2 separate regions of the Homo sapiens genome follow, and region 1 is linked to region 2. Evidence: read pairs that join two places in POLR2A ChIA-PET (ENCODE). Cell type or tissue: GM12878. All regions are shown on one strand.

Region 1 (5,000 bases), 73 kb after region 2:
CTAAGCTATCTATCACTGCCTTAAAAAGCTGCATGTCATGAAAAATTGTCAATATAAACCACACCTGTACCTTTAGATCTGAGACAAATAAGAGCCTCGAACTGGAAATCCATCTAGTCCCTTGCTTTGTTCTATTACTGACTGACCCTTAGTTAAGGGCCACTAAATCTTTTGGGACCAAAGTTTCTTTTTCTTCAGTACAAAAAGGTGTTTGGACCCAATTTCTAAGAAACTTCCTTTTTCTACAGTTCTTGAGTTTGTGAGTTAAAAATGCATGTCTGTTCTATCGAGAAGGTGCATTCTTGTTTTTAAAAATGTAAATGCAGCACTAAAAACAGCTGCATCATATGCAAGTAAATCATGTGGAGCCATCCCTTCAGGTCCTTGAATTAGATCACACAAATGTCACTGAGAGAGGAGCTACTGAGTAAATTCCACACGGATGCATCCTATTTCCTGAAATAAGAATGTATGCTAAAGAAATAAGTTCCAGGTTGATACAAATAAGTAAATGATACTTTTAATTCCTATTTCACAACCAAGAAGATAATTAGGTGTTAGATCAGCAACACTGACCAGAGAAAAAGGAAAGTCTCTGGGACTCAGCTAATTAAACTGGACAGATTTCAAATATTAACACCCTGAACTTTAAAGTCACTTGTTTATTTATTTATTTTTGGCATTTGTTAAGTATAAAATTAAGAGGCAGCTACATTTCAATTACATTTCAGTACATCTTCCACAATATTTGCCAGACTCCAGGAAAATGCTTTTTACTTATAGTAAACATGCTCAAACCTAAATCTCATGGTTAAGCTCATTCTCCAAACCCAAGAGGCTGATGCTATAGCAATCTCTCCCTTGAAAACACTCTCCTAGTTAGGGTTTTGCTTTATTTCTGGATTTGGTTTGCTGGTTTCCTTCCATTACATGAGAAAAAAATTCTGAAATCCCTGAAGGTAGCAGGGCTAGCTCAATGCAAATCACCAACCCAATCTTGTCCCCTGCAGTTCTTCTGGAGCCTGGATACTCTCATCTACCCACTGTTGTCAATCTAGCAGTAATTCCTTTTTTCCTACCCAGACCAGTGGTTCAGACAAGCAAAACTGAGGGCAGTCGGTTCTTGTCCCACCTCTCCAGCCCAGTGATTGCCCATGGTGTGCCTGTCCATGAAGAAACACCAAGAAAATCCCTGCTTCCTCTTTCATTGATCCCTTGGTTCAATAATGAAACTGTCCTGGAGTAAGAGAGGTAGCATGAGCAAGAAAGATAATTTTCTCTTCCTTTGGTAAAGCTTCCCAGCCCTAGCAAAACTTTGATTTTAATAAAATATATCCCATTACCATTCAATCAGAACAAGGTATTTGCTGGCTTATGATGTGTAAGGCACCATATGGGGAACAGCAAGGGATTCAGATATAGTACTATCTTAAAGTTATGTTTCTTTCACAAAGTATTTTCACCAATTCTTCATTTCCTATTACATATTAACATTCCTCTTTGACTGATAAGGCTCAGAAGGCTTAAATGACTTATCTATAGCTATAAAGCTGTGTTATGAACTAGATTAAATCTTTAAAATTCTTGGTTCAAGGATTGTTCATTAGAGTCAGCTGCAAAGTGCTCTCCCAGGGTGTTATGGTCAATATGCTTATTTGATAAAATATTTAGTGCCAACTATGAGCAGAAGTGTGCTGGGTACCACTGATACAGTAAGAATGAATCAGACATGGCATCTCCTCCCATGAAGGTACCATTAACTGTAACTTGAAGCATATAGTATATGAGCATCCTAAGATATCCAAAAGGCTAGAGTTTGGAGAGGAAAGTTAATCTATTTATGAAGTTTAGGAAAGGCTTTGAGAGGTAGGTGGCATTTGAATAGAGTGTTGAGATATAGGTGGGAATGATCTTACCCATTCCTTTTATTTAATTATCAAACGGCAGTCATCCTTTTTCAAACAGGTTTCCCACTGTGATAAGGATGTTTTTAATATTAAATAATATCAATTCTTTACTAAAACAGGCAAGGATTATATGCATTTCTTATGCACTGCTCAGTTTGATTTTCCTGATCAGGACAACCATGCAAACCTGAGACAATTCTTAAGCATAACAATGATGGTTACTATAAACATGACGGATTACGCTAAAGCTTTCCCCATGATGCCTGAAAGCAAGTAGAGGTGGAAATGAAAGAAAAGGCAAGTTCTGCAGCCTTGATTTTCTTTGTTATTAAGACAAAGAGTTTGGATAATAGAATCTCCTTTAACTTTATAATTGTATAACATTACCAAACTATACACAACATAAAAACTTTTGCTCAGCAAATATGGTGACTTATTTTTCCTCATAAATGATATCATATATTTAAAAACAGTAGCTGCTTTGTCTTAATTTATGTTACAAATTAAGCCTTGATTGCAAACCAGTTGCTAGGGCATTTCATTTCACAATGGTGAGAAGCAAGGAGTAAACTTTATATATAGAGTGTCCTGGAAGTAAAGAGATGATATGATACTGTAAAAATATGTGATATGAAAAATATGTGATTACAAGTAATACTGTGAAAATTACTGTGACTTTTGTTTATTCAATAACATTTATATATTCCCTCCTAAACACTTTACTAAATAGACTGAAAAAAAATACAGCCTTTAAATTCAGACCCCAGATCTGCAATTTCCTAGCCATTTACTGAACTCTGAACATCACTTTTCACATCATACATAGTTGTAGGGTTACAATAAAAATTGAGACCATATATACAGTAAAAATTAAGTAAAACTTCAGTGAGACCATATATATAAGATATGTTATTTGTTCCTCAATATCTATTCTCTCCTTCTCTTATAGTACTAATACTTCTGATTTTTAGCTGGTGTGGTCATGTGACTACGTGCTAGTCATTGGCAAATGGGTGTAACTTCCATAACAAGTTTTCCCTTTCACCTTTTTTCCCAGCTGGTTGGAATGTTACAGTGACAAGCCACCTAGAACACTGTGATGCAGGCAACCCTTGTTTAACCACTGTTTTGTGGGTCTCTAAAGGAGGAACTGAGCTGTATCCTGATTGGTACAATGTTCAAGACTGGTTCAGTGTTGAACACACAATAGGCACTCCTTTTCTCCCTGGGAAAGTGAAAAACAGTCATGGTCTTTGCCTTTTTCTCCAATTAGAGCTTATAATTGAGTGAGGCAGACACACATGAAAATAATTAGCCAAAAGGTCAATTATAAATGTTTAAAAAAAAAAGGTCTGGGCACATCTTCACAGAGGTCTGTGTAGCACAGGTATAAGCATTTGTAGACCTCAACCAATGGTTCACTAGAGATTTACGCATTTCATTCACAGTTCTACCTAAAAAGAAGAAGAAAACTGTTAAGTAAAAGGTATAAACAAGATAAAGGCTCAATAGAAGGAACAATCAAAATAAGGATTGTGGAAGGCTTCACAGAGGATCTGACACTTAAACAGAGTCCCGAAAGATGAGAAGAGTTTCAACAAGTAGAGAATGAGTGGGCAAAGTACATTCATTCTGAAAGAGCAGAGGCCCTGAAAAGTCATTAATATGGTGCATTTTAGTGAAGGGAGTATTCTGTTTATGCAAGTCTAGCATGTGTGCAGAGATGATAGCGAGGTGAGGGTGCCATGATAAGCTATGGTCAGGGTCAGCATGTATGACTGTGCTGTACTACAAAAATTCTAGGGAAGACCATACATAAAGACCATGATTGGAATGGCATCCTATAGAGCTGTAGAGTACACTGGCTGCATAAACCACATGCAGCAGACTCAGTTATGGCTAGACTATAGTAGACCTCGAATGTCACTCTAAGAAATTTAGACTTTAACATGTTGACACAAGGAGTAATGAGAGATTTTCAAGGAGATGATGGACATATTTTAGACAGAACAGATAACAGCATGGACTACAAACTAGCGAGGGAGACAAAGTGAGGCTATACCACAGGCAACTAATGCTGTATTCTAGGTAAAAGATGAGGGCTTGAACTAGAGCAGGGGAAATAAAGATGAGTGGATTCAAGAGGCATTTCAAGAGTAGAATCAACAGGATTTGGTGGCCGACTGGATGTGCACAATAGACAAGAGGGCAGCAATTCAGGTACCTGTGACTGCAAATCAGTTGGCCTGAAATGGGACCTCAGAATCTACATTCTAGTTAGCAAAGCGCCTCAGGTGATTTTGTTGCAGATGGTTCACCAGCCACTGGTTTTCAAAACACCCAGTAGAAAGTGGTGATAGCCAGACATAAAGTGACAGAAAGAAAATTTTCAGGAGGAGAGGGAAGATACTGAATCTAATTTTGGACAACAGTGCTAGAAAAGACATCATAATAAAGAGGAAGAAAGCATCACCTGCATAATTATCTATAGGAAAAAAATGAAGATAACTATGCCTTCACTATTGTTTGTATTCTTGAAGTCCTGTTTTTAATGTCTCCTGATACTAGTACATCCTTGGATGGCCAATTAGGCCAAAATCGTTTTACCCCCAAAAAAAAAAAAAAAAAAAGCCGAAAAAAACTACATTTTTGAAAAGAAAACAATAGAGAAAAGCAATACGCATTATTGTACCACCTTATAGCACAAGATGTACATGTTTTTCCTACCAAATATAAACCAAAAAAGAGGACAGGCCCACTTATTATTTCTTTGAAGGAGGCCAGAAGGAAAACTAGGAAATGCATAAAATAGTGTATGACATTTTGTGTCTGTTATTTTATGTAAAAAGACTATTAATCCAATATGTAGAAATGTTATCTAATGCTCTGCTTTGTTAACCTTTCTATGCTGTTAAATAACAGGAAAAACAACTCTGGCAGAGTATTTGAATGCAAGATTTTCCTTAAGTATCTTCTACTCTACCAGATTTATAAATAAATAATAAGGTAGTACTAATGATTTTTCAAAAGAGTGGTACAGTTTGTATCTATCCTCTGGTCTTAACCAGAAAAGTTTGAAAAAAAATATTTTCA
Region 2 (5,000 bases):
AGGGTAGTATAGTAATTAGACATATTTGGGTATATTGTAGTAAATTTAAAAGTTTCTGAGCTTGAGAAAATAAAATTCCATAACCATACTTGCTCTAGTTGTTTAACTCAACTTACTGTACATTTCAGAGAGAACAATTACTTTCTTTAGGAGATTAATGCACTATCCTTTGAGATGAAGAAAAACCTACAGATTTTAACAAAACATTGTTTGTTCTTGTCACTAGCTGTGGTGAGGAGTTTTTACTGAGCCATGATAGCACATCTTTATCTCCTACTTCTGTGTACACTTGCGGCATTATAACACATAGTTTTATCTGGGTAAATTCACTGAGTATGGTCTTCACTGATCATGACATCTCATCAATAATCTCATTATTATGCTTTATGTCATACAACATAGAATCTTTGATTACTCAAAATATTTCTTATAACTCAGAATCAAACTGTTTATGATTTAAAACAGAATGTATTGATGAATAGAGAATGCAACAGTGATTTGATAAATGTTTAATAATTTATCAAACTCAGAAAATTTTGGGACAAAGTACCATTTAAAGATAAAGCAAATAAGTACAGCTAAATATTGTAATAGTGTATAGGTGTTACACTGAAGCCTGTGTATAAGCATTAACTATGTACCAATAAATGCAAAGAAAATAAACTTTGGTTATAGCTTATCTAAATTAATCTCAGAATTTGACAATTAAACATATGAATTTGTAATAAACATTCTGCATTTTTTTAAAATTCATCATATTTGTAACAGTGCCAAAATAATCTAAAATCAGAACGCTTTCTGAGTATAATTATATTATTATAATTCTCTACCTTGACAGATGACAATTTTAGAACACCCTAAATACAATTTCTAGTATATGCACTAAAATAAAATGTAACAGATAGACAACTCACCATAGTATAAGTAACACATTCAAATTTAGTAATTTATTTTCCAGGTGGAAACCAGGCTTCTTGGAAGACTTCAAACTATGCCAAATGGTCTGATTTCACCATAGAGGTAGGCACTAGAGGACTAAATTTACTTCTGTGTAATTTTTGTTAGCTACATTTTACATGCAAATGTCTATACAACCATGTTAATGAAGTTATAGAGAAGAAAAGAAAGTTGGCATTCCCACTTTTGTTTTATTCCAAAGCAACTTTTCAGTTGACTTGCTATCATTTTAAGCCATTGTTGTTTAATCATAAGAAAACAGAAAAGTCTAACGATGCATTCGAATTGGATTGCAAGTCCAGAAAAACAATATGTTACTTCTAAATAAAATTTAGATTTGACATTTTTTCCCTCATAACTTTATGGTGTTCACAACATAGGATAACTTTATAGTGTTCACAACATAGAATGCTTCTAGTGGAATCAGACAAAAAAAAGTTTTGTTAATAATAAATATTTAGAAAAGTTCAGTTTTTCTGATCCAGAGTTGGTTATTTAGAGGAAAAATTTTGTTCCTTCTTATCAAGGGGCTCAAAATTTTCTGCACCCCAAATGGAATTGGCTGCTTAATTGATAGTTATCCAAAATCTTTTTTCCAAGAAATATAAGCAAATATATTTAAATTTGACATGGGTAAATTTCCTATAAAAATGTTGATATTTAAGCTTCAAAGCCCATATTGGCAATGAAAAGTGTACAGTATCCTTTTAGGTGGAACATTAATAATCTAAAATTTGTCTCATTATAAGGGAAATGTGCCTGGGGTATATGAAAAATAATGGTTTAAACTAAAGACACAGATGATTTGCAATAAAACTGAAAGTAATATCTCTAGAAGTGTAGGTGATAAAAGGAGAAAGAGACAGAAATAATGGTTGCAGCTCTGCATTTATGGTATAGGTTACAGCCAAGACTGGATACAATCTCATCTCATAATATCCAAAAGAATAAAGCAAAATAAAACCTCCTTCACCCTCGCACATTAAAAGGAATCAACATCTTGACCCAAAGTTCAAACTCCTAGAACTTGTAAATATCTGTAAAACCCCCAACACCAAGGTTTCTGTAACCTGTCACATCAGAGAAATAGGGAGATCTTCCACCACGGAAATATGACTATTAAGAATTCACAGATTACCTGAAACATTTACTAATCACCTCCCACCCCCAACACCCCCTCCTCCGAGGGAAAAAGAAAAAGGGAGTGAGAGAGGAAGACTCAAAGCACTGGGGAAAGCCTGCTATGAAAATGCCAGGCCTTTCTTGGGGCTTAGACCGTCAACCTAATCCTAGCCAGAACTATCGCAGGACTATAATAGGGCAACAGAGTACTTTGTGTTTGAGAATTGGGGTAGGAGGACCAGGATGTGAAGACATCTAACAAATTCATAGATTTTTAAAAAGCATTTGAGAGCGTTGTGTTTATACATGCTGGGCAACATAAACCATAAACCTTGCTGGATTTCTGCAAACTGCTGCGTGGAGGATACAAACGACATTCCTGTCAATGGGAGGAATAGACAGACAGAAATCAAGACAGAGATAGGCAGCACCCCCAGGATGTGAAGCTTGTTCCAATTGCAAGCTGTAGTGGAAGGAGATGATGACACCCAGAACAAAATGTCTTTTTCACGAGGATGCTGAAGCTCTTGCTTTGTGATCTCTGTTTACAGAAGGAATGATCCATGGAAAGGACTTAATTTCTCCATTTTCTGGAATCGAAATATAAGGGCTTTTTAGTTAAAGTTCTTCCTGTAGAGTGTATTGTTGTGTTCCATGAAACAGACAAAACTCAGCAAGACAACAAAGACTTGATCTGTAAGAGAAGGTATTAAACAGCAAGTCCTCTCCAGAGGGTAATTAATCCTTAGTCATTCATCTTAGAAGTCCCAGTTACAGTTAAGGTTAATGTTCAGGTAGCTTCTTTCTACTTTCTTTAAAAATTTTTTTAAACATTTTTTTTTTTTTACAGAATGTTATACTATTAATTGCCAATTTGCATATGTGTGCAGCTGCTGTTTTGGCTCTGAACTCAATCCGATAAGCTTGCTGGAGGTATCGCAGAGCACTTGGCAGCTTTCCTATTTGAAAAGAAAGCCTCTCCCCTCTACAGAACAGCTGATCGTCTATCAGCGATAGACCCTGATGGCGTGAATTACAATTACACTACTTTTCACACTAAATCTGGGTGATAGCTACTTGGAAAGAAGTTTCATCATTTTTTACCACAAACTGGAAAAAGAATTACATGGTCATGCTGTGCTTTTAAAGGCAGTTTGGTTCACTTTTGTCTATTTAACACCTAATTCCAAGAAGTCCATAGGCATCTAGAGATCTGAATGGCGCGTAATGAATTCACTGTTTAGATTGAAGATTTTAAAAATCTACCTCAAATTACATTTATTAACAGGGCGACCAGGAAGTGTTAAAGTTGTTAGACACTTCATTTATTAAATAATTTGTGGGTATTTTCAGTTGTCATATCTAGAGTCATGGGGTTTGCTTATTTTTTTTAATTAGCAATCCAAAACAATGCTACTGCAATTTAACAATTCATCACATAATCTTGGGCTCTTCAGTTCAACTGCTAATGTTAGATAATTCAGATTGTTATTTTTGTCTGTTTATAAATGATTTTGGTTGCATTGTGCTGTGAGGAGAACTGCAGCAGCCCAGGCAGATGATCTTTCTCTTATTTCCTGCATTGCTCAGGATGGTTGAGGGGCCTTCCAAAAAATGCATTTGAGGAGTTAAGTTTAGCATCTAGCAAAAGCAAACAAGTGATGGGGCAGGGGGCACTAATAATAACTTGATTTATTATCATCACTTATTTACGTCATTATCAATTTACATTTCCTGTCTGTTCGGAAAACTGAGGAAGGGCCTCTTTGCCAAACTACATTTTGTTAGAATCCTCCATTTCTCTGATTTTCTGGGACGTTAGAAAGTATTGTCTTTCCTCTTCTTGAAAGAATCGGCCAACCATCAGAAAATTTAAGAAGCTCCTAAACATCCCTTTTCTTTTCTCTTTCTTTCCTCAGCCCTCTTCCCCTCCCATCTTGACATTTAAATCAATTTGTTGGGGTGGGTGGGGGGGAAAGAACAAGAGTTAAACCCACCTCAGGCAGCAGAAGTGGAACACATTAATCCTGACGTAGTTAACCTAAGAGAAAAATAGATTTTGTTTTCCTTTTTTAGTCGCTAGCTTTATTAGATTTCTCACTCTCACAGATTATCCGAAGACTACCCATTGATTGATCGCCCGTAGAGCTGCATTTGGTGTAATGAAAAAACTCACAGCTTTATTGGCTCTCAGGAGACAAAACAAACAGAACAAGATATTCATATTAATGCAAACAATGCAACAAATGAGGGGAAGAATCGCCCGGCTGAAGCGAGGCCCGGCGCGGCCGCGGCCGGGGGGCTGAGAAGGGCCTGGGTGCCTGTCGCCCGGGAGCCGAGGTTTCCCGGCCTCCCCCGACCCCGGGCGCCAAGAGCAGTCGGTCCCCCCGGCCTCCCGCCGGCAAAGGGGCCCTGGGGCCCAGGCGCGCGGCCCCTGCGTGGCGGCAGGCGGCCCAGGCCAGCGCCGGCGGCTAGAGAAGGCCTCCAGTCCAGGCCTCATGGAAGGGCCTGCCTCGAGCGGCCCCTCAACGCCCCGCAGTGTGGCACTGGAAGGGACCTAAAAACCCACCTGGCTTTCTCCTTTCCCCTTCCCCACGCTTCCCAGGGCCCAATGCCCGCATCTCAGTTTCGCTTTCCGGCAGGGTCAGGGGTGAGAGGGAGGAATTCTCAGGTGTCACCTCCTCACCCGCCTGGAGGCGGAGGCTAGAAAGACGCCGGGGCACTCTGGAGGGGAGGAAGAGGTGTGCCTAGAATTCTCTCTCTTAAACGCTCGCGTTATCACGGAGGAGACTTTATAAACACTTTAAACACAACACCAACCATTTTATCAGCAAAAGCGAGGGGAGGGGGGCGTACAGTAAATGCTGAGAGATGTTCGAGAAGCCCCAAGACGTTCCTTGCGGAAGGAGAACGGAAGAAAG

The links. Peaks named below come from ENCODE experiments on the same cell type or tissue, not always from the same donor. Only the 100,000 strongest peaks of a DNase experiment are listed, where the experiment ranks them.
Region 1: POLR2A ChIA-PET joins it to region 2 with 5 read pairs; 5 of 35 experiments call an interaction of 5 or more read pairs at or near these places.

The regions. Positions count from the first base shown.
Region 1 is chr2:161,171,893-161,176,892 of GRCh38, reverse strand. The region is part of intron 1 of TANK (TRAF family member associated NFKB activator); the gene reads right to left. Among named protein-coding and RNA genes, the nearest start is that of TANK, 14 kb to the right of the region's middle. In GM12878, no CTCF peak of the experiment used is centred here; no DNase peak of the experiment used is centred here; H3K4me3 peaks cover 549 bases; H3K27ac peaks cover 1,155 bases.
Region 2 is chr2:161,244,544-161,249,543 of GRCh38, reverse strand. It overlaps PSMD14-DT (PSMD14 divergent transcript), which reads left to right. Exons shown (of 4, transcript NR_110593.1): 3 at 959-1,020. LINC01806 (long intergenic non-protein coding RNA 1806) reads right to left here and starts at 4,805. Exons shown (of 2, transcript NR_110164.1): 1 at 4,649-4,805; 2 at 494-2,669. RefSeq lists a silencer at 4,417-4,526 and enhancers at 4,509-5,000, 4,957-5,000. In GM12878, no CTCF peak of the experiment used is centred here; a DNase peak (open chromatin) is centred at 4,853; H3K4me3 peaks cover 1,966 bases; H3K27ac peaks cover 1,334 bases.